2 separate regions of the Mus musculus genome follow, and region 2 is linked to region 1. Evidence: chromatin loops called from intact Hi-C (ENCODE). Cell type or tissue: gastrocnemius. All regions are shown on one strand. Links, peaks and the distances in the headings refer to the core of each region. The heading gives the core; the rest is flanking DNA.

Evidence for each region. Peaks named below come from ENCODE experiments on the same cell type or tissue, not always from the same donor. Only the 100,000 strongest peaks of a DNase experiment are listed, where the experiment ranks them.
Region 2: it touches region 1 in a loop (1.9-fold over the local background); 5 of 42 quality-filtered maps call a loop at or near these places.

Annotation. Positions count from the first base shown.
Region 1 is chr2:112,257,140-112,268,452 of GRCm38, reverse strand. Nutm1 (NUT midline carcinoma, family member 1) reads left to right here and starts at 9,162. Exons shown (of 7, transcript NM_172521.2): 1 at 9,162-9,287. The coding sequence starts at 9,272. Nop10 (NOP10 ribonucleoprotein) reads right to left here and starts at 6,527. Exons shown (of 2, transcript NM_025403.4): 1 at 6,376-6,527; 2 at 5,555-6,140. The coding sequence starts at 6,429. The coding sequence ends at 6,000. Slc12a6 (solute carrier family 12, member 6) reads right to left here and starts at 2,139. Exons shown (of 25, transcript NM_133649.2): 1 at 1,361-2,139. The coding sequence starts at 1,631. In gastrocnemius, for the core only: CTCF peaks have their summits at 2,856, 5,485 (motif pointing left), 6,596 (motif pointing right) and 8,685; DNase peaks (open chromatin) are centred at 2,643, 2,861, 6,070, 6,541 and 1 more place; H3K4me3 peaks cover 3,154 bases; H3K27ac peaks cover 3,061 bases.
Region 2 is chr2:112,308,861-112,320,173 of GRCm38, reverse strand. It overlaps Slc12a6 (solute carrier family 12, member 6), which reads right to left. Exons shown (of 25, transcript NM_133649.2): 2 at 3,889-3,933. Among named protein-coding and RNA genes, the nearest start is that of Gm39908, 38 kb to the left of the region's middle. In gastrocnemius, for the core only: no CTCF peak of the experiment used is centred there; no DNase peak of the experiment used is centred there; H3K27ac peaks cover 1,004 bases.

The sequences.
Region 1 (11,313 bases), core at 1,665-9,664:
TGAAAAAGGCCTTCAATCCCAACACTTGGGAGGTAGAGCCAGGGTCAAGCTCATCCTTGACCATATAGAAAACTCAAGGTCAGCCTGAGCTACTTGAGATCCTGTCACAAAATATATATATATATATATATATAGATAAATAAATATGGTAGAAAAGGAAGTTATGATCTTTTATCTCATACTTTAACATAGTGTATATAATCCAGTGTAAGGTTTATTAAGCAACAGAAAGCAGTCAGACTAGGAATTAACTCATACTACTGCCATAAAAGAAACATGACTCGCTAAAGATTAGTTAATTTTGGAACTATAAGCTTTACCAAGTCTATCTTTCTCAAGACATTAAAAACAAGCAAATTTGAGGAACTAAAACTATTCTGGCTTCCGGAACACTTAAGGTCAGGAGGAACACTATTTCCTGAGACCGGAAATGGTAAGATAGCCTTGCTTTAACAAGTCACTGTCTAAAGCCATGTTTTCAAACTTGTGTAGAATAGAATTTTTAAAAGTCTTTAAGATTCTTAAGGGAAAAACTTAAATAATAAAAAAAAAGACTTATGCTGGTCCGAATGAGGCATAAAACTAAGTGGCAGTTCTCAAGTTTTTTAACTGAGTCTGGAAAAAGTAACTTTCCTCCTTGCATCACCTCTTCCCACTAAATCAAAGGAAAACTTCTAATTCAAGTCAGGCTCGTCAGCTCAAGGTCAAGTCTGGAAAGTGGTTAATACGAACAGAAGTGGCTTCTATAGGTTCTGACTACAAAACTCAATATACAATATACAAAATAGTTATCTAAAGCTCAGCAGGGAAATTATGTGGGAATCATGCACGAGAAGTCCCTCTCGAAAGTTCCATTCTTTCAAGAGAGTACCACTTCCTTGAGTGAATTCAGTTACTTTAAATACTCTATAAAAACATAAATTTCAAAAAATAATTTTATGACACCCAACTGAATCTGCAAAAGAATCCAGTAAGACACAAGATGTAACAACCTGCCTTAAACGCTGACTTAGGAGTCAAAGCCCCAAAGCTCTCTAGAAAGCGCATATCCAGCCCATTAAAATTTTAGTTTAGAACTTTTTTTGTGTGTTGTAAAAGATTTAATTTTTTAAAAATAGTCATTTTAATTAGAAATAAGACAGAAATAAGGAAACCAAAATAGACATTTCCTTGCCCTCTTGCCAGCTACTTTCCCACGCCAAAAAGACTACTGCAGTGACCTACTAACTGTCGCTATTATTCCCACACTCGTAAGCATCACAGAAACGTGGGCCTTAATTTATGATTATAAAATTAGGGTAGTTAGCCAACATGGACAACCCAAGGGTTGAAACACCCGGCTCTCTGAGTCTCTACTTACCCTCCGTAACATCCTGGGGATTAGAAGTCCGGTCACTGGAAGGATCTAGGGCAACAGTTGCCAGAGAAGTAGTAGCCCCAGACAGTTCGCTCATAGGCTCACTACGGCTTGTTTCTGGCACACTTTCTCGGGAGCTAAATCTTACTCGAGAACTAGACCGAGAGCTGAGGTCCGGGCTGGTGTCTGACAAACCTGGAATGTCATCAATCTTAGTTGGTGTCACCATGAACCGAACTGAGGACATCTTGGTGGTGGCTTCTGGTGGATGCATTTTCCCCCCCCTTTCCTTTTTGACAAAGAAAAAAGGAAAAGCTCACAAAAACTCTTCCTCCTACACTAGCTACTTCTGATTGCAAAAATAGAAGGGGAAAAAAAACCAAAAACCCTCAATTACCCTGATTTACAGCCCACAAAGGCCCAATTAAGAATCCGTGTATAGAATTCAAGCCAGCTGTTTTATAAAGTGCCCCACCAGTAACTGAAAAATAATTTTCGAGAAAACAAAATAAGAACAAAACGATGCTAATCCTGTATAACTTGGTTCTTTCAGAATCCTAGCTATCTCCCCTGGTCCAGGGCTGAGGGCTCCGTGCCATGATCTCACAGCAGCTGGTGACGCCTCCCTCTGCTCAACCCCCAGGGTCCGGATGAGGTAGTTAGTCCTTTATCTGCCGAGTGTCCCACGGTTCTAGCTGAGGACGGAGCATGCAGGCCCACCCTTATCAGGCGTATAAGAGCGTGGATCAGATTGCGCAAAGGTGTGCACCAGCCACCTGTTGTGTATCAGGTGAATACCCCACAGGTCTGGCTGGGAGGAGGTGTGTGCTGAGCCACCCGATGTTTTTGAGGTCGATAATCCACTTGGGTCTGGTGGGAGAGATGCGCATGCATAACGGGAAAATACCCCCACACTACAGGAAGGAGAAAGAGGAGAGCCACGAGAGGATGCCGAAGCAGAGTGGATTCCTGCCTCCCAGAGGTCTCGTCCTGGCAAAGGAGCTGGAGGCGGCGGCTAGCGGATCAGGGCAGCTCCCACTGCAGGGTCGTGGCAGGTCGTGGCGAGTCCCTCAAGCCCACGACCGCTCGCCGTGTTTGCACTGCGTGTGACAGGACGCGCTTTCCTCCCGGGGCCCGTTAGCCTCTCGCCGGCTTTCCTTGGGTCTCGGCGGAGGGAGAAGACGGCCAGGCAGGCTGGTCCCGGCTACGGAGGAGGTCGCAGGTGCGGGAGCCCGCGCCAGCTGATGCGGGTGCGCGCGCAGCTGTTGTTTACTAGCCGCTAACCGTTCCGGAGCCGCGGCGCGCAGGAGGCCCCCTCCCCGGCAGACGCCCGAGGCCGTTACGTGACCTCGCCGCCCCCCGCCCCGGGCGCGGCGGGCTGTGCCCGCGCCGCCGCAGCCCTCCCCTTTCCGCCCCTCTCGTTCCTCATTCGAGGTTAACCGTCCGGAGAAGTCTGGGGAGCTAGAGGGCGGCGCCGTCCTGCGGCCGGGCAACAGCAGCCCCGCCCGGAGCATGCAGCGCGGGAGACAGAGGGCACCACGCCTGCGCGGACCGGCGACTCTCACGTGGAGCACGACGGGAACTGTAGTCCGCCCTAGGGTCTGAACGCGTGTGGCGAGCTGCTTTTTCCTCACCTGTGCTCCACGTACTCAGTATGCTGCTTAGAGGCACTCAGTGAACACTGACCCGCGAACCGCAAGGGTCATCTCTAAAAGCTCTCTGGAAACCTTAACTCTATGGCACCCAAACCTCCCATTACGGTATCTAGTTACCTTAGATGTGACCTCTGTAAAAATTCAGTTGTCTTTTCTAAGACACCTGTATCTTGTTCATCATTATGGGCTACTTTCCCCTTTCTTGTTCATATCCTTTTGAAACTGCAAGCCAGGCTTAAATTTCCATTAAAGAGAACTTATACAGACATGGAGAAGACATTGGGATATCTGCTCTGCAACATTTCCAGGATTTGACCCACTTTATTAACACTAGAATGTTTATTTAATTCGTCAAGGTGTTTTAATAACTTTCAGTTCAACCATGTTTTACTTGAAAACGCTCTGAAAGTTTGATCAAAATGCAGAAACTCACTGGAGCCTTTCCTGAGACCTTTCCTTTCCTCCTAGTTGCAAATCAGTGGACTTAATAATGGAGCAGGAGGCTAGACCCTCAGTGGTTAACAGCGTTTACTGCTCTGAAGGAAACCCTAATTCCGTTCCCAGTTCTCATGGCCCTGTAACTCCAGGTCTAGGTGATAAGACCCATGCTGGCACTGCACTTAAATACACATAAAAGATTTATAGTTTAAAAAAAAAATGAATCAAAACCATCTTAATTCCAGGGCTTGGAAATTCACTTTGACCAAATGGCAATTTCCAGTCGAGTTTGATAGCTTGGAAATAAAACGAAACCCGTTAAAATGTAAAATTGTATTAGATCTTTGAGTATTTGACATATCCAAAGCCCTTGATTCTATCCTCATCAGTGAGGGTGGGGGCAGGGTTAGAAAACTGGTACACTTATTTATTTTGAGTGTACAAATACATGAGTCCTTCTGATTATAGGTCCCAGGATCTGAACCCAGATCTGCAGGCTTGTGGGTGAAGCACCTTTGCTGCCAAAATACCTCTTTTGCTCTTTAGAGAAAGTGAAACATGAGTTCATGTTGCACAGGATGTCCTCAAACTATATAGCCGAGGATGACTTTCTTTTTTCTTTTGTTTTTTTTCCAGACAGGGTTTCTCTGTATAGCCCTGGCTGTCCTGGAACTCACTCTGTAGACCAGGCTGGCCTCGAACTCAGAAATCCACCTGCCTCTGCCTCCCAAGTGCTGGGACTAAAGGTGTGCGCCACCACTGCCCGGCAGAGGATGACTTTCAACTTCTGACCTGCCTTTACTTCCCAAGTGCTGGAATTATGGGGTCACTAAACCCAGTCTTCTGTAAAGCTATGTGCATGTTAGAAAGTCACTGGACCTACTATGTTATGTACACCCTCAGCTCCCTTTAGTTTTCTGATACAAGGACTAACTACATAGCCTAGGCTGGCTTGGAACTCATAGGGATCCTTCTACCTCATTCTATGACAGAATTAGACATCAGCTACCATGCACAGCCTGGATTTTTAAATATAGCCTATAGCTAGCTAATGGCTGGGCAGTGGTGATGCACACCTTTAGTCCCAGCACTTGGGAGGCAGAGGCAGGCAGATTTCTGAGTTCGAGGTCAGCCTGATCTACAGAGTGAGTTCCAGGGCAGCCAGGGCTATACAAACCCTGTCTCGAAAAACCAAAACCAAAACCAAAACCCAAACCAAACAAAAACCTTACAAATGTACTGTGTCTTGAAAAACCAAAACCCACACCAAACCAAACCAAAAACCTTACAACTGTTCTTGAAGAAAAGAAGCCCATCTCCTCAGGAATCTACTTTCTAAGGCAGCCTTGATGGCCATTCAAACTTCACAGACTTTACAATGACATTTTGCGCAATTTCTGCTCTCTGACACATGCCAGTCTTTTTGCATGTATTTATATGCACTACCTAGCTCACTCTGACAGCTCTTCCTCTTGCCCCCAAACACATAATCAAGCTCCCTAAAGCCATGTGTATCCAGGGGATTGTCTAAGTCATTGCTAGAGTCACACGTTTCCTTTTCTCCATGGTGACTAGTACTACCTCCAGGTTGAAGTCTTTATTTTGGTATGCACAGCTCGTGGCATAGAAGTAATGCTAACAATGCTAATGTTTTATTTTTGCAATCGAAGGACAGAATTAATTGTATCCAATACTGAAAAAAACCAAGAAGACATATCTCCTACCAGACAGATTTCACTGGCTTGGTAAAGAAACATCCACAGGCTGGCGCACACCTTTAAGATAGTGTTCAAAGGCAGAGGCAGTTAGACCTGAGGTCCAGGGCAGCCAGCTCTACATAGAGACTCTGTCTAAAGAGAGAAAAAGAAAACTTCCAGGGTTGGGCATACTTGTTATCTCAGAACTCAAAATGTAGTGGTAGGACTGGAGAGAGGGGTGCTTCCCAGAGGACCTGTGTCTATCCCCTGCAGTCACAGAAAGACTAGCTATCAGTCTCTAGTCACCAGGGATCTGACTCCCTCTTCTGGTCTTGATGGTTACTGGCACATATAGGCATAGACACATGTCGGTAAAATACTAAAACACACATACATTTTTTTTTACTCTTTGAGGAATTCAGAATATTTTTTAAAGGGCCCACAATTAGACAGTAGTTTTCCAGGGAATGCTGACCTTTGTAGGAGTCTTTCACAGCCTTTTTCCCCCCAACACCCTATCGTCGATGGCACACAGTTCTATTGCTACAATGAGGGCTTACGAATGTTCTCAAGTGGCCTTGTACTACCAACGGTACTACCCTTCCCCCATCTCTTCCTCCAACAACACACAAAATGAACTTTCAGTTCACTATATCTTTAATAACCTGGCATGAAAAAAAGAAAGAAAAATATTGTTCCTTTTACAGGCGAGGCCCATCAGTATAGACTCATTCACGTGGTGAGTGAGATAGGATTCCAAACAGCATGGGAAGGCTTCAAGGCTTACAGATTGACGCGTTTGGTTGCTGATAATAGGCCGAGGCATGAGCAGCGTAAAAGATTAACGAGCCCTCAGAGGACAGGACGCGGTTGCTGGGTCATGAGCACCTTGAAGCGTTTCTTGATGGTGATTCGGTGTCTTGAATATTTGTCATCTGGGGAGAACCGAGCAGGATGGGCGGAGCAAGTCTGTTGTCCCATAGGGTCAAATTTCTGCTCAAGGAAAAATAAAAAATATCTCAATATGAGTGGTGTGATAGAAAGAAACAAGAAAATGGGTGACCTGAGGCCAGGAGATCGCGTGGTCAGAAAAAGAAGCCACTGCCTATCTACCACGTTTTGGCTCCGACATGGCTCCACTCAGTGGGCTGCGCAGGCCGGTTCCAACTGTTCCTCCCATCTAAATTTCTCGTCCTTTTGATATATAGCTGTTTCCTCCTCCCCTTACCTTCAGCGTATAAACGCGATCGCCCTGCTCGTTGAGGTAATATTGGAGAAACATAACTGCCCTCAGCAAAAAGACACACGTACTACCGCCAGCCGCGTTTACTCCGAGTGCGCCGCTTCAATCGCGTGCGCCAACAACCTTCCAGATTGGACGGAAGTCTCTCCAAGGCATCCTGGGAAATGTAGTCCATTTCTCCAGTCATATCCATGTGACCAGAAGGGGGCATAGTAGAGCAAGTCTTGCTTGGCCTTGGGTTCCAGCTAGCAGCAACCTTGCAAAGTTATTAAGATCCATGGAACTGCCCACTGTGTGCCAGCCACTTGCCAGGGATTAGGAAGTAGGGATGGATGTGGGTTGAATGTTGATGCATCATTCACTGTTGATATCAGTCCTATCTTTAATTTCAAATTGCACACCCATTTCAGAGGCACCACTTTTCGAATTCCTGGAGAAACAAGGACTCAAGGATTCTCAACCTCCTATATCCTAGGGAAGAAGTTAAGATTTTTTTTTTTGAACCCTACTTTTTACATCCGGTTTCCCGCCCAATTTCAGAGTATTGGCGGCAAAGAGTGCATGATGGGTATTCGATATTATGCAAAGCGAACAGAACGGAAAGGTTTTCTTGTGAACCGGTGGATTTTGTTTTAGGGATCGAACCAAGATTCAAACTCGGGACCTGACCACAAGTTCAGCTCTTTCTTATATGGTGAGTAGCAGATAATAGCAAGTAAGGTACGCCTTCTCGGGGTATTTCCAGTTTTTAAAAGACTGAAAAGTCTCATAAGATTCTAGTTTAAGGTGGCGCACGCCTTTAATCCCAGCACTCGGGAGGCGGAGGCAGGAGGATTTCTGAGTTCGAGGCCAGCCTGGTCTACAGAGTGAGTTCCAGGACAGCCAGGGCTATACAGAGAAACCCTGTCTCAAAAAGAAAAAAAAAAAAAAAAAGAATTAAAAACTAAAACCAAGATATTGCAAAATGATCATTGCAGCACTACTTATAGTGGCAAAAATATAGTAGCATACTAAACTTGTAGCCAGAAAAATCGTAAAGTTTTTTTTTTTTTTTTTAAGTAGTGACTATAGACAGTTCGACTGCCGTTTTCATGAGATACATTAAAAAAACCCGGGAGCTTAACCCGTGCTTGTAACCCCAGAAGTCCAGAGGCTGAAACGGAAGGATTTCTAACATCCTAGGTCCAAGGCCTACCTGGACAGTATTCTAAACAGTGAAACCCTTTTTTAAACCGAGAAACAAACAAACAAAAGCGTGGTGGGTGGGTGGATGTGTTCGCGAGTGTTCGTGTTTTTGTGTGGGGGGGGTGTGGGGGGGCGTGGGTGTTCGAGATTTTGCGGGGGTGGGAATATACAACAAACAGTTAATATTGGTATCTTCTGGCATGGAGGTCTTGGTACAGGGAATGAAAGGGAAGAGTGTTTGCTGATGTAGGGTTTTTTTTTTTTTACATAGCCTGGATTTTTGTTCGTTTTGTCTAGGTTTTGATGTTATTGTTGTCGACTTTTAACACACACACACACACACACACACACACACAGACAGAATTTTAGTCCTTTTCACCCTCCCATCTCCCTTTCTTAACTCCCTTGGACTCCCCCTCAAAACTTTTCTTAATCTGACTTTTGAGTCATACTAAAATATTAATTTAAAATTTAAAAAGTAATTTAATGAAAAAACTTTATGGTAATTTTAAGGCAGGGGTTGTGCACTCAAGGGGCTAAGGTCAGAGAGTCTTAGATTTCAGCCAAGACTACATAGCCAGATTGTCTCAAAAATCCAAAAGGAACTGGAGATGTGACTCAGTGGTTAAGAATGCTCGACTCTGTTACAGAGGACCCATCTTCAGGTGCCAGCACCAACTCATAACTGGTTCTAACTCCAGTTCTAGAGGCTCTGACTCCCTCTTCTGGCTTCTGTGAGCACCAGGCATGCACCCAGCTGAAGGTGAAGGTCTTTAATACCAGTTCTCAGGAGGTAGAGGCAGGCAGATCTTTGTTGAGTTCCTAGCCAGCTAGGGCTAAAGAGTGAGCTCCTGTCTCAAAAATCAATAATCAATTAATTAAAATCTTTTTTAATTTAGTAAAATCTTTCAGCAAATGGGGAGAAAAAAGGGCCGTGGCTTCCAGGAATTTCGGGAGTGTTGTGACGGAACTGTTTGGGTATTACAGAGAGTTTTTTTTTTTTTTTTTCAGAGTTAGTCCCACTTTGTAGCCCAGGCTTTTCTCAAACTTACCTCCTGGGTCCTAGGATTACAAGTGTGTGTTGGCTTTGCAGGAAGGTGGCGCTCAGCCCACAGCAGTTGAACACTGCATCATCTGAGACACTTCAGTGCCAAGCGTTTAGTTTTGGTTTTTGTTTTTAATCCTCACTGTGCACTCAGACTTTGGCTCGGGAAGTAGAGTCATCATTGAAACAAGCCCGAGGTCCACCCAAGGGTCTGTTGTTAATAGTAATCCAGCTGCAGAACTGGGCAAAGGGCGGAGCTCGGGATTAGATGTATTGTTGAAGAATAGAATAAGAAGCCAACAGTGAAAACTACAGTGTAATGTTGAGAATCTGGGAGACAATGTTCAAACTGTCCTAAAAGAGGACACCCAACAATCATGGTATCAAATTCACGGAGGGACTTTCTAATTTTTGCTTGCTTACAAAAACCCACAGAGTGAAATCTCCTCATTCTCACTACACAATATCCTTTCCCCTCCCCCACTACAGAATGCCTGAGTCCAAGATTCTAATTCTGTTCTGACCCAGTCTTTAGCCTCCCTTCCTTAGATATCATCTGTTGGAGCTGGGTTATTGCCTGGATCCTAGACTCAAGTGTTTCATTCTGGAGCCTTCCAGACTGTCACTGTTGGAGTACCTAAACCTCGGATTATGGCATCAGATGGAAGTAAGACTAGGGGTAGTGGAGTGTGGAGTATCTGCCACCTGAGGTATCAAATTTGCCACTTTACCTAGGGACAAATCATTTAGGATAATCCATGGGGATCTGAGGCACCAGGGAGCCCAGGGAAATAGATTTTTACCATTAAGAATGGGGAGGTGCAGCCGGACGTGGTGGCGCACGTCTTTAATCCCAGCACTCGGGAGGCAGAGGCAGGCGGATTTCTGAGTTCGAGGCCAGCCTGGTCTACAAAGTGAGTTCCAGGACAGCCAGGGCTACACAGAGAAACCCTGCCTCGAAAAAACAAAACAAAACAAACAAACAAACAAAAAAGAATGGGAAGGTACATCCTTGGAAATGAAACAAAGTCCATCTGAAGTAATACACTGAATATTGGGACTGGATACCAGTTACCCAGTTTGATTCCAGGAAGAGGGAACTTTAGCATGCTTGTGGTGGAAACAGAGGCTTATGTGTTAGTATAAGGGGCGTCATCAGGGTTTCAGGAGAAGAGCCATGATCTGTGTCTTCTGACCCACTCTAGACTTCATGTGAAGTCAGGGTCAACTCTCTTGATCTTTCCAGGAAAAGTAGGCTGAAGGATGGAGAAGTGGGATGGGGCCAGGTCCATTAGCCTTGCTCAGAAAGCTAAAACTCAGTGGGGTTATTCACTTATGAGCCAGTGAACGGGGCTAGAGATTTTGTAAAATTGCTTGTTCCCAGGGCCTGATGGTTCCTTCTAACAGAGGTGGCTACTTGTCAGTTCAGGCAGCAGGCTTCTCTTGCTTTCTTTTTTCTTTCATTGTAATTTATCATGCATCTATCTGGAATTTGGGAAGTCTAAGGTCAAGTTTCTGTCTAGTTAGTGTTTTGGATAGGATACTTCCATAGACTTCCATTTCTGAGCATGTGTGTTCATACGTTCTCTCTCTCTCTCTCTCTCTCTCTCTCTCTCTCTCTCTCTCTCTCTGTGTGTGTGTGTGTGTGTGTGTGTGTGTGTGTGTGTGAATATTTGTTTATTGAAACTGAATCTGGGGCCTTGCATCTGCTAGGCCAGCATGCTGTGAGTCAAATCTGCACCTCCCATTTCACCTTTTAGTTTGTGGCAAGGTCTCAGGCTGCCCTTGAACTCCCTCTGTAACCCAGGCTGGCTTTGAACTTGTGATTGTCCTTCAGAGTGGTTGTATAAACCTGCATTTATCTTTTAAGTAAATGGATTTGTTTTTGTTTGTTTGTTTGTTTGTTTTTAATTTGATTAGGGGCGATCTTTCTTGGTTTTCAGGCTGGAGGGGATAGGCCATCTTAGCAACGGTGAGATACTCAGTTTTTCTCCCTATTGTGGAGCTCAGACCTTAGGAACATTTTCACTGCGTGCAGAACTTGGTGGTATAAAGCTAGCCCTGTGGTGTATGGTTCAGATGAGTGTGAACATTAGGTTGTTCCTATTTCATGTCTCCTTTATGGCCAGGAAGTGGAATCTGAGGGTACTGCTTAGTCAGTGGAATTATTTATATATATATATATATATATATTTTTTTTTTTTTTAAGAAAAAAGGGAGAAGTGTTGCATGAAATCAGACCAAGTGGGCTCTGTCTGTACCATTAAAGTCATGCAGGATGCAGGCAGGCCCTTTTTAAGGAAGCACATTTATAGCCCCTCTACCTGACCAGCATCCACAGAACTGGTCCCTGACAGGAACTGTGTTCTAGATTTCTTTCTTTCTTAGATTCAGTCCAATGTTTTGTTCTTTGTGAGCCCTAAACTTCTACTATTAAGCAGCAGAACCATAGATAGTCTGTACTGTCTTTTTTTTTTTTTTAAGATTTATTTATTTATTTATTTAATGTATGTGAATACACCACCACTGCTCTCTTCAGACACACCAGAAGAGGGCACCATTACAGATGGTTGTGAGCCACAATGTGGTTGCTGGGAATTGAACTCTGGAAGAGTAATCAGTGCTCTAACTGCTGAGCCATCTCTCCAGCCCCCGTGTGCTGCCAAATTTCACCTTGTCATACTTGTCAACTG
Region 2 (11,313 bases), core at 1,773-9,772, 52 kb before region 1:
TATCTGGAGGCTTGGAGATCCTTATCTGGATCTTGGTTTGAAGATCTTGAGCCATAGTGGCTATGGATTCCAGAAGATTGAATCTCCGAGTTTAAGGAACACACCTTTAATCTGGGCTACGCCTTTCATCTGGGATTAAAGGTGTGGTGGAACACACCTTTAATCTGGGCTACACCTTCTGCTGGAGACAATATAAGGACATTGGAAGAAGGGAGTCTAGCTCTTGCTCCTGCTCCTTCGCCTGCTTGCTGCGTGAGACTGAGTAACTGCTAGATCCTTGGACTTCCATTCACAGCTGTGACTGAACGATTGTTGGGAATTGAGCTGCCGACTGTAAGTCATCAATAAATTCCTTTATTATCTAGAGACTATCCATAAGTTCTGTGACTCTAGAGAACCCTGACTAATACACCCACACTCCACTGGATGGCTCAATATCCATGAGTATGTGAGCATCATAAACTAAACTCAGTGGGCTGTAAAATAAACAAAACCAAACCAAAACCAAAACCAACCCAAAAATCAGACAGAAACTTTGGAGCAAGTAGGGAAAGAGGTCGGATCTGGGAGGAGGAGTCCACGAGAGGAGCAGGGTGAATATAATCAAAATACACTGCATGCGTGCATGACATTCTCAAAATAGTGATAAAATTTTATATTTAAATTAAAATAAAAACACTGTGTGATTCGGATTACAGATACTGTGTTTAGGCTGGGCAATGCTTTCCTCATCTTACCACTATTACGTATTGGTATCAAGCCTATGAAAGACTCAAATTTATTGAAGTATTTATTTGGCTTCCTATACTATGAAAGAAGATTGTGCAAACCTGGATGTTTTCATCCTCTCATTTTTAAGAAAATCTGCCACGACTCACTGATGTTTGCCTGCTTGCTTTCCAAAATTTTTTAAATAGAAAATTATACACATACACAGGTTGGGAACAGTTCGCAAACTGTTAAGTACAGACTTGGATACATTATCCCAGAAGAAAGTTCACCTCCCATCCGTCACCTCAGCCTGACCCTGAGTTTTGCACGAGAGCTGATGAGTCAGTGGGAACAGTAAATACAACAGTAAAATAACTGCGGCCTGTTGGCAGGAGCAGCACTTAGCAGCCTGAAGATGCTGTTTTCAATCCCATTTGGCAGGCAAAGTCTGAAAGATGTTATTATAAAGTGAATTCAGCAAGCAAGACAGTTGAGCCAGTGTTTCCTGCAGGTGAGCCTACACATAGGAGCCTCTTAGAAAGACCCGGGGGGCCCGTTAGTGGTGTTGGGGGTTTAACTTTGGAGGTGCTGGGGTTGAGCCCAGGGTGTTTTTGCCAATTAATACTGTATCACTGAATTACATCCCCAGTCCTGAAAGGAGGGGCAATTATAAAAAATATTACAAAATACAGTCTTTGTCTAGTTCAATGCTGTTTGGTAATTTGTGAACTGTATAAATTCTTACCCTTGCCCTGCCTCCACTGCACAAATATTCCTGGTCAGATAACAAAGTAGTCTCAGACTTTTGAGCTTATCTTGGCAATTTCATAATTTAGGGGAGAAAAGAAAGATTGAGACAGAGTCTAATGTAGCCCAGGCTGGCCTTGTTGTCTTGAGTTTCCCACATGTTGGGATTACAGGAATGTGCTACCATGAGACAGATAGACAGAAAGAGAACGAGTACGCATGCCCAGTTTCTTCAATACTCTGGAGCTTTTTCTGTAAGCAAACAAGTCATATCAAGTTCCTCCCCTCCTGTGGACTTTCTGATAGCACATGCCAGTGTACAAACCTAGACATGCACACTACATACAACATTAATTATTAACATACCATACATTTCTTATTCTCACTCATAACTAAAGAAGTATAATACAAACTAGAAATGACATTCTGTTAGTAAATATAAAAAATATAGATTAATAGTATCAGTTTGGACTGGATAGCTGGCTCAGCAGGTAAAGTCAGTTGCTGCCAAGCCTGACAATTTGAGTTCAATGTGCACAACACATATGGTAGGAGAGAACCAATGCCTGAAAGGTGTCCTCTGACCTCCACACACATGCAATGCCATGCATGTCATTCCCTACATTAAATAAGTAAATATTAAAACTTTAAAAAGAACATCAGTTTTTGATAACAGAGTGGCAAACGTTCCTCATACCCAGATTGGTGGGAGTTTATGGTGATTTATCTTGTTGAAAATGTATAAATCCACTGAGAAAATTTGCATACAAATGTACTGACAGCTGTGACTGCACAGATTCAAGTATAAGATACTCATGGCAACATAATTTCTTTTGAAAATATTGTATGGGTATGAGTATTTTGTTTGCATGTTTGTTCATGTGCCACATGCACACGGTGCTTATATAGGCCAGAAGAAGACATTGGATTCCCTGGAAGTGCAGTTATAAATGGTTGTAAGCTGCCATATGCTTGGAATTGAACCCAGGTCCCTCAACATAATTTTTTTTAAATCAGTGTTCTAGAAAAAACCTAAATGCTCATGAAGAGGGGAAATGGCTGAGTAAAGCTGCAGTGACAACCAAGTCCCACTGCACTCTACATAAAGGATGGAGAGATCCCTACGTACTGAGAGGAGATACCACGAGGAAACATAAACGACAAAAGGCCATTCCAATGACCCAATGCCATTGGCATTAAGGGAAACATAATACAGGACATGAACATTTATAAATAACTTTTTCTAGAACTCCTAATAAGTAGTCAAAATTAAGTACTTGGGGAAGTAGAGGGGAGGTGTTGGGGACAAGAGACCCTTTAAAGAATTTGCTTTTTTAATACTGATCTTTTGTGTTGCTTGGGTTCCTCATTGCAGTGTTTCTAGAAAGGAGTCCAAGTTGTAAGGATATGTTTTGAAATCTACAAGTTTTGAGAGCTTATAAAATTCATGTCAAATTACAATTTCCCTACAATAAATAATACCTAGAGGAAATCAATTCATCTCCATAACTTGTTTCATAGGTAAGAAACTGGACTATCAATTTTATGGGTTATTAAAGGCATGTTGTCTAGGAAGGCTTTCAGTAATTACATTATTATTGTATCTTATTTTTCTGTGTGATGGTGGGTGCATGCACACACACTGCACTGTGCTGTGAAGGTCAGAGAAACCCGAGAGAGTCGGCTCTCTCCTTCTACTATGTGGATCCGAGGACCCAAACTCAGGCTATCAGGGAAGTGCTTTACCTGGTGAGCATCTCACAGAAACTCAACAGCTTCCAGCAATTAAAATGTGATTAAACACCAACATAATAAACGAGAAGAATATCTGTATAGACCATGATATTGTGATCTTAATTGTTATTGTACATGTTCCTAACAGGGTGTGTGTGCATGTGCCACCACGCCACCGTGCCACCGTGCCAGTGTGGAGGTTAGGGAACACTTTGTGGAGTTGGTTCTCTCCTTCCCATGTGCAAGGGTCCTGGGGACCAAACTTGGGTCACCAGGCTTTCAGGCCAAGTGCCATTACTGGATTAACTATCTCTTGCCCACTTTAATCTAACTTTTAAATAATTTTTACGTACATATGATGTGTTTGTGGGCAAACCTACCACAGCAAATGTGTGGAAGATAATGTCTTCTTTTCAATACTATCCTGGAACAAGAAGGTAAGATTTTTTTTTTTTAGCTACAGATTATGTAAAGTTACCTTTTAAAATATAATTAAAAATTGTACTGACTACTGATTTTAATAATTAATTACAAAAGTAGCTTCATATATCTTACCAAATTGTAAATAAACAGTGAGAAGCTTGAGGAGTGAAGAGCAAAGTGAAAGAATCAAAATAGCAATGGAGGGAAGTAGGTAATGTCTTCAGGGACAAAGAGGGAGACTTTACAGAGATACTTCCCAGAGCAATACTATACCTAACAGCTGGCTGTGCTCCCCTGTGATGGAGTTCTGACTCGGGTCTGAAAAACAAACAATTGAAAAGGATAGGAAAAAAATGAATGACCAAAACAAACATTTATTTAAAACTCAAGCAACAAAAGTCAAACAAGGTGACAAGCAAAAACGTAAAATAAATAAATAAATAAATAAATAAATGAACATTAACAAAAGAGTAAAAAAAAAAAAAAAAGAACAAAACTACTGTAAAACAATGATCATGTTCTTCTATACATTAAATACTGAATTACTGAGTTATATGACCCAAAAATTTCACATCTATCCCCCAAACCGCTTGAAAGTGGGGACTCAGATAGATACATGTAACCAAGTTTCCAGTGGCATTATTCATAAAAGTAAAAGGCAAAAGCCGTCCCAGCTGTCCTCCGGCAGATGGAGGAGTCAATGAAGTGTGGTGTCCTATAGGCTGCAGCATTATCCCCATAAAAAGAATGGAATTCTGACCACGCTCTGTAAAACACAGATGAAACCCAAACACAGTATGCTAATAGAAAAAGGCAGACAAAGAACACCTATTATCGAATTACATTTATGCAGAATATTGGTCACATGCGAAGTTATAGACAGAAAGATGAGTGCTAACGGGACTGGCTGAAGGAAGGATGGGTATTATTGCTAAAGTTTGGATGATATGAAATTCAGGAAATTTAGGAGTAAGGGCAGGTAATAACTGCCAAGAAATATACACGTGAAAACTGACTAAAGCAAGAAACTTTGTGTCCTATATATATTACCACAATAAACAGTAAATAAAAAATCATTATGCAGATGCGACCAGGCTGCAGTAGTTCATAAAGCAGAAGTCTAACCTTTCAGGACCTGTGACATGAGTTACATTTTCTGCAGCAACTCAAAGGCACGGATTACTACCAGAATCCTATGACCTGAAGATCTAGTGACTAAGCAGCTTTGATAAAAAAAACTGTTTCATCAATAATCTGAAAGTGGCGACAACAAGCCAAATGCCTAATGCAGGAGGGACCGACAACCACCACTTAACATCAACCACTAGCTTATTTTAAGGTCTTGAAAAGCATTAAGGGCTAAATATGGAAACGGCCCTAAGCTCTACTTTCCTAAAAAACTAAGTCTCTTGAGATGCTGTGAACTGCATCTGGCTTCCATGCAAGTATCTGAAGGAATGAAAATAAATTTAAACCACGGGTGTGTGAAGAATGAGTTTTACTAATTTCTAATTGAAGTTTTAAATTTTCTGTCAGCAAGAAGCTATACAAAAGTAGCAGTGTTTTGGTTCTTTCTCTTTTTTTGGGGGGGGCAGTGGTAAATATTTTATTTTAAATGTTACTAATATTTTACACAAAGTGAAAATAATATTCACCATGCTTCATATATATGTCATATGTAATTAAACATACCACTTTAAAGGAAAGACCCCAGGGGTAGGACATAGCAAGTGGTAGAGTGGGTTTGACCTCCACTACTTCAGTAAGCAATAATAAAAAAGAGCTCCAAGACAGAAGGAATAAAAAGGAGCTCTTAACAAACTCTGGTTTCTTATATGTATTACAGTATCCCTGTCAGTATACAATGTTCAGCAAGACAGACATAATGTTATTATGACCTTATTTCCACAATTAAGTTTTAAATGATTAATATTTTAGTTGTATTTTTCAGAATTTTCTTCCTTGATTTGATTTTGGAAAAGAGAAATTGAGCCAACACATTAACAAGGGTTTCTTTAGCTTCTAAAAAAATGCATCTTTTCATCTGAATAAAAGCACAAGGCCTGCACAAATTCAGCCAAACAAAATTTCAGTGCTGTGAAGGTGAAGTGTGCACAAAGTGCCCCCCAACCAAGAAGCTATTTGTAACTGACACATGCCAGGAGAAGGAAATCCGAGCTTTTTCCAATGGAGTCATCAGCTGAACTCCTGGGCAGGCCTTAGGCTCAGCACGAATCAGATCCCATGTTTCGTTTTGCTTTGTTTTGTGAGCTCTTTTGGTTTTGCACTTTTTATTTTTTGATGGTTTTTCTTTTCTGTTTGTTTTTGAGAGAGGAAGGGATGGGAGGAGTGAGGTAGAAATGACATGGATGGGTAGGGAGCTAGAGAAGATCTGGGAGAACGTGGGGGAGAGGAGAGAATAGGATCAAAATATATTATATGAAAAAATTTAGAAATCTAAAAACGGATTCATCTGTCACACACCTTCAGGAGCAGAGAGAAAAATGTTTGTGGGTGGGGCTTATTATAGATATTTTACTATTGCCCATAAAATAATTATTTTTATTGTTCTGTTGAGAAATTCTTTACCTAATAACATTCACAACTGAGAACAGAAATATCATGAAGTTGGTTCCAGACCACAGTGCTAAGTCATATAATTTGTAGTTTTTGGTTCCCTGGTGCTCACACAACCTGTATTTATAATATGCTGTAGTTTCTATGAAGTGTGCAGTCACATTATATTGTTTAAGCAATATAGAGACCTCAATTTCAAAATACTCTATTGCTAGAGAATGCTCAAGATCATCTGAGCCTTTCATGAGCTACAGTCTCGTCACTGGTGGAAGGTCCTGCCTCAGTGTTGATGGCTGCCATTTAGCAGAGTACATACTTAAGGTTTCGTGGATGGGGATGGCAACTTTTTTTTTTTTTTTCCATTTTTTATTAGGTATTTAACTCATTTACATTTCCAATGCTATACCAAAAGTCCCCCATATCCACCCACCCCCACTCCCCTGCCCACCCACTCCCCCTTTTTGGCCCTGGTATTCCCCTGTACTGGGGCATATAAAGTTTGCAAGTCCAATGGGCCTCTCTTTCCAGTGATGGCCGACTAGGCCATCTTTTGATATATATGCAGCTAGAGTCAAGAGCTCCGGGGTACTGGTTAGCTCATAATGTTGTTCCACCTATAGGGTTGCAGATCCCTTTAGCTCCTTGGCTACTTTCTCTAGCTCCTCCATTGGGAGCCCTATGATGGGATGGCAACTTTTAAATATGAAATCTGTGAGGGTTAATTCTTTGCACAAAAATGCCTCTGGGGCATGAGATGCTGTTTGACAGCATTTCCTTTGTTTGGTCTTGGGGAAACATGGTCTCACTTAGTAGCCACTTACTTTGTAGAATGTTCAAATTAGTGAATCCTTTCCAACACTGCCAGGGCTCTCCTTTTCATTCCTTTCAGCAGTGTTTATTCAATGTACAAAACCATGTGTTTTGTTAATGCATCACATACGTGTCTTCTATTCATTTTCCCATATGACCAAAGTTCATCCTTTACCCTGCTATGGCCCTTTATCTCTTCCCTAGTATTCCACTTTTTACGTTCATGTCTTTAAAAAAAAAAAGTCAAAGTCCCACATATAGGAGAGAGCCTAGACTTTCTGTCTTAATCTGCTTAGCATGATGTCTGCTTACATCCATTTTCCTGCAAATAACATAATTCAGTTCTTTCCTATGACTACATAAAAGTCCATTGTGTATTATATAACACCACACTTTCCTTATCCTCATTTGCTAACAGATATGTAAGCTGCTTCTAGAGCTTAGCCACTCTGAAAGCGCTACTATAACAGATATCTTACCACTGCTCCACCAACACTGGAGGATATTCTGAAATAGGAATCATTCCAGCAATGCTCAAACCGTCTTCTCCATGAGTAGGTTTAAGAAACCACTCTTTGCTCATCCATAGGAAAGCAATTCCTTAGCCGGGCGTGGTGGTGCACACCTTTAATCCCAGCACTCGGGAGGCAGAGGCAGGCGGATTTCTGAGTCTGAGGCCAGCCTGGTCTACAGAGTGAGTTCCAGGACAGCCAGGCCTATACAGAGAAACCCTGTCTCGAAAAACAAAACAAAACAAGAAAGCAATTCCTTATTTAAGTTTTGTCAAATAGACATGGTCTCTGACTCTGCTTCGAATCCTTGCTCTCTGCCACTTCCATATCTGGCTATTTTCTCACTTAAGCTTCAAACCTCAAACATGAGGTCAGGATCCAACTACTTCCAGCTCCTGTTAGTGATGATGCACTGATTCCCCCATAGGCCATAAATGTTCTCAAAGTTGAGTCCCTACCAGAACAGTTTCTAATTACTTTGTTCAGTAGTCTCAGAGGAATTACTTTATGTAACAGGTTCCATGCTAAGAAATGCATGTCTTAAGGATACATGAAAGCCTAATTTATTCTTTGATCCACAGGACAGGTATCATGTTAAACAGGCCATGAAAACTATTTTAATCTTGCCCATCTTCATCAGACTTCTTAGGTGATCAGGAACATAATTGGTAGTTTGAGCTGGGACAGGGTGGCGCATGTTTTTAATCCCAGCATTTGGGAGGCAGAGTGAGTTCCAGGACAGCCAGGGTTACACAGAGAAACCCTGTCTCAAAAACAACAACAACAACAAATTGGTAGTTTGAATGGAATCTGTTCTTCCCCCTTTAGGAGTAGGTCAACAGTGGCTGAAAATACTCAGTAGACTAAGTCAAAACAAATACATTGCCATTCAGGTTTAAGCTTCAGTTACAGAATATAAATAAGCAGGATATACTTAGCTTAACTTTTAAGGGCCAGAGGACTTTTGGAATGGCAATTAAGCACCAGTTTCAACTTAGTCCCGTCCCTAGATACATTAGCTCCCAAAAGGGCAACACTGACCTCTGATGCCAGAGATAAGTTTCCTTTCTAGTTAAAGAAGCCCCTGTTGGGACCTTCCTCCTGTCGAGGGCTGTGCTGCGCTGTGCTGCGCTGTGTACACCGTGCATCTGTTTTGCGTGACCCCTGTCTGCAGTCATCTTCTCTAGCTCTTCTGTCCTTCTTGCTTCTACATCAGAGGCTGATGCTTTACCGGGTACTTTTATGATATGCGGACAGCTTCTTTCCTTAAACAGCTCAAACAACCTCTGCTCACTTCAAGGTTTTCTTCCACGCCATCCTTTTCTCTCTTAGCTTTTCATCTCTCCAGACCAGTAAACCCTTTCCCCTATCAGCAACAAAGATATTTTGTTTTCTTGTCATTTATGTCACTGGAATTTCTCACTTCCTGTAAGAACTTTGCTTTAGCATTTGCCACTTGCCTACCTTTGAAAAGATAAAGTTCCTGTCCTCATGAAGATACTCAGAGATAAGAAAAAGAAAATTAACAATTAAAATAACTTTACTTCAATCATCAGCCCTGAAAAATAAAAACCATAATTTGAGTTTGTAAATGTTAGCTAAGGAGTTAACTGAGTTAACTGAGCAAACCTTTCTGAGGAGGCAATCATTAAGAAAAGACCTGGTACAGAAAGGCAGAAAGAAATTGTGGAACAGGGAGGGAGAGAGAGCGAGAGAAGGACAGGAAAGAAGAGGGTAGGAGAGGGAGCAGGGAAGGGATAGCAACATTGGAAAGGTCACACGGGAAGCTACTGCTGTATAAGCTTCTAAGATACCTGTGGATACATATATTAACAGAGTTAAAATGGAGTTACCCTGTAACTGGGACAAATATAAGCTTAAGTCTCAGGAATGAGTTACTTTTTTTGGGACTGCAGCCAGTAAAGTCCTGGAGACTTCCCCAACAAACATTATAGGCTACTGTCACTGCTTTTGGCTAACCCTTCAGAACTTGATGAGTGAAGCAGTATTTGAGTCATAGGATACGGGGAAATCAAGATGGTGGAAGCTTCATCCCTCTAGTTTTCACAGTGCTAAAAAACACTATGCATGCTACCAGAAGAGACAAAAGAAACCATCAATCATACCCAGAAATGAATCCTGCCAGTTACAATAATGATGGGTCTGACAGGAAGCACCCACTGATACAGTAGTGACCTGGACATCATGGGAGGAACCAACCACTTTCTGGCTGACTCTAAGGCTGCTCCCCAAAATGAAACCTACAGTTGACACCATTATTGAACCAAGACCATGTGGCTAGTCAGACAATAGGTCATAGAAGCTACTACTATTATTCTGCCAAATGGACAAAGTGTTAAACCCATTCCTAATGACTTATGATTATACCCATAGATCAATGTATTTCTCAGCTTTCATCGGAGACGCTTCTTTCTGCAGTAGACTAACATAGGGTGACTAACTGGCCAAGGGACGTAGAATAAGAAACATAATTAAAATAATAAAAATAAAACCTTAAAAAAATAAAGGTCTCTATAAAAAGAAGGTAAGCATGACAATCTTGAAAATGACTGCTTGGAGCAGGGGGATGGATGAGGAAAGGCAGTATCAAATGGGAGTCAGCTTGGTACTCTTGGGAACTTGTGATGTGCTGAAGTGTAATGAGTAGCACAGTGGTTAAAAGGGTCAGGAAACAGGTAGATAGCAGTTATACTCAAGGTCCTGAAGACAAGACAATGATTGTCACTTTTACGTTGAACAAGGTCTACTGGGAGGTTTTACACAGCCACACAACACGCCTGGTTAACTGTTTAAAAGGCATGCTGATGGTTGGATTGTAAAGGGAGTAAGAACAGAAATAAGGGGCTCGATGGATGTCCCTGTTGAGAGGGCTTACAGCTCTTGAAAAGAACCTTGGTTCAGACAGTAGTACCCCAATAGGCTCACAGTTGCCTATCACTCTAGTTCCAGGGGATTTGACACCATATTCTGGAAAAAATAGAAAGAAAGGAAGGAAGGAAAAGAAAAGAACTGTGCAGAAAGAGGAAATACTCAGAACCAAGGTCCGAGCTGTCCTGTTCAGTGAACGAGTAAACCAGGCTATCAGCAGCATAAACAGGGAGCAATGGAACATGGTCTAAGAGACGAATGCAGGCAGTGAAGAAAGCATGGGTCACACGAGGCCTTCTAGGGCACAGTCTGGACTTCTGAGTTACTCTGAGTACAATAGGAAGTCACTGGAAGGCTTGCTATCTCCACAGGATCACTGCAGCTGCTATCAAGAACAGACTGCACGATGAGGAGGAGGTACAGGAAGCACAGTTAGAAAGCTAAGATGATCCCGGAAAAGAAAACGGCATCCTGAGTAAGGTTGGAAAGTAGCCAAGATGACAAGCAGCAGTCAGAGCTGGGTACGAGCGCCACAGAAGACTGGGACAGGACAAGTAACCTAGCTCAAGAGGTCAGCTTTTAGTCGTTTCCCAAGACAGCTATGTAGGAGAGTCTTTGTGATGACAGATCAGTGGCCTGGATCTCTGGTTAGCTGTGAGGTTTCCCAGCAGCTAGTAAATATATTAAGAATTCATTTAATGAGAAGTCATTCAAATGTCCATTGCTGAATGGGTAAACTAAATGTAGTATATATGTACAGTTTAAAAGGAAGGTAATTTGGCCACAAACTACAGGACAGATGAATCTTTGAGAACATGCTAATGGAATAACTCAGTCACACAGGAACAGAGCCAAGTACCATATGACTCTACTTGTCTGAAACTCCAAAGTAGTCAAACTCAGAACCAGG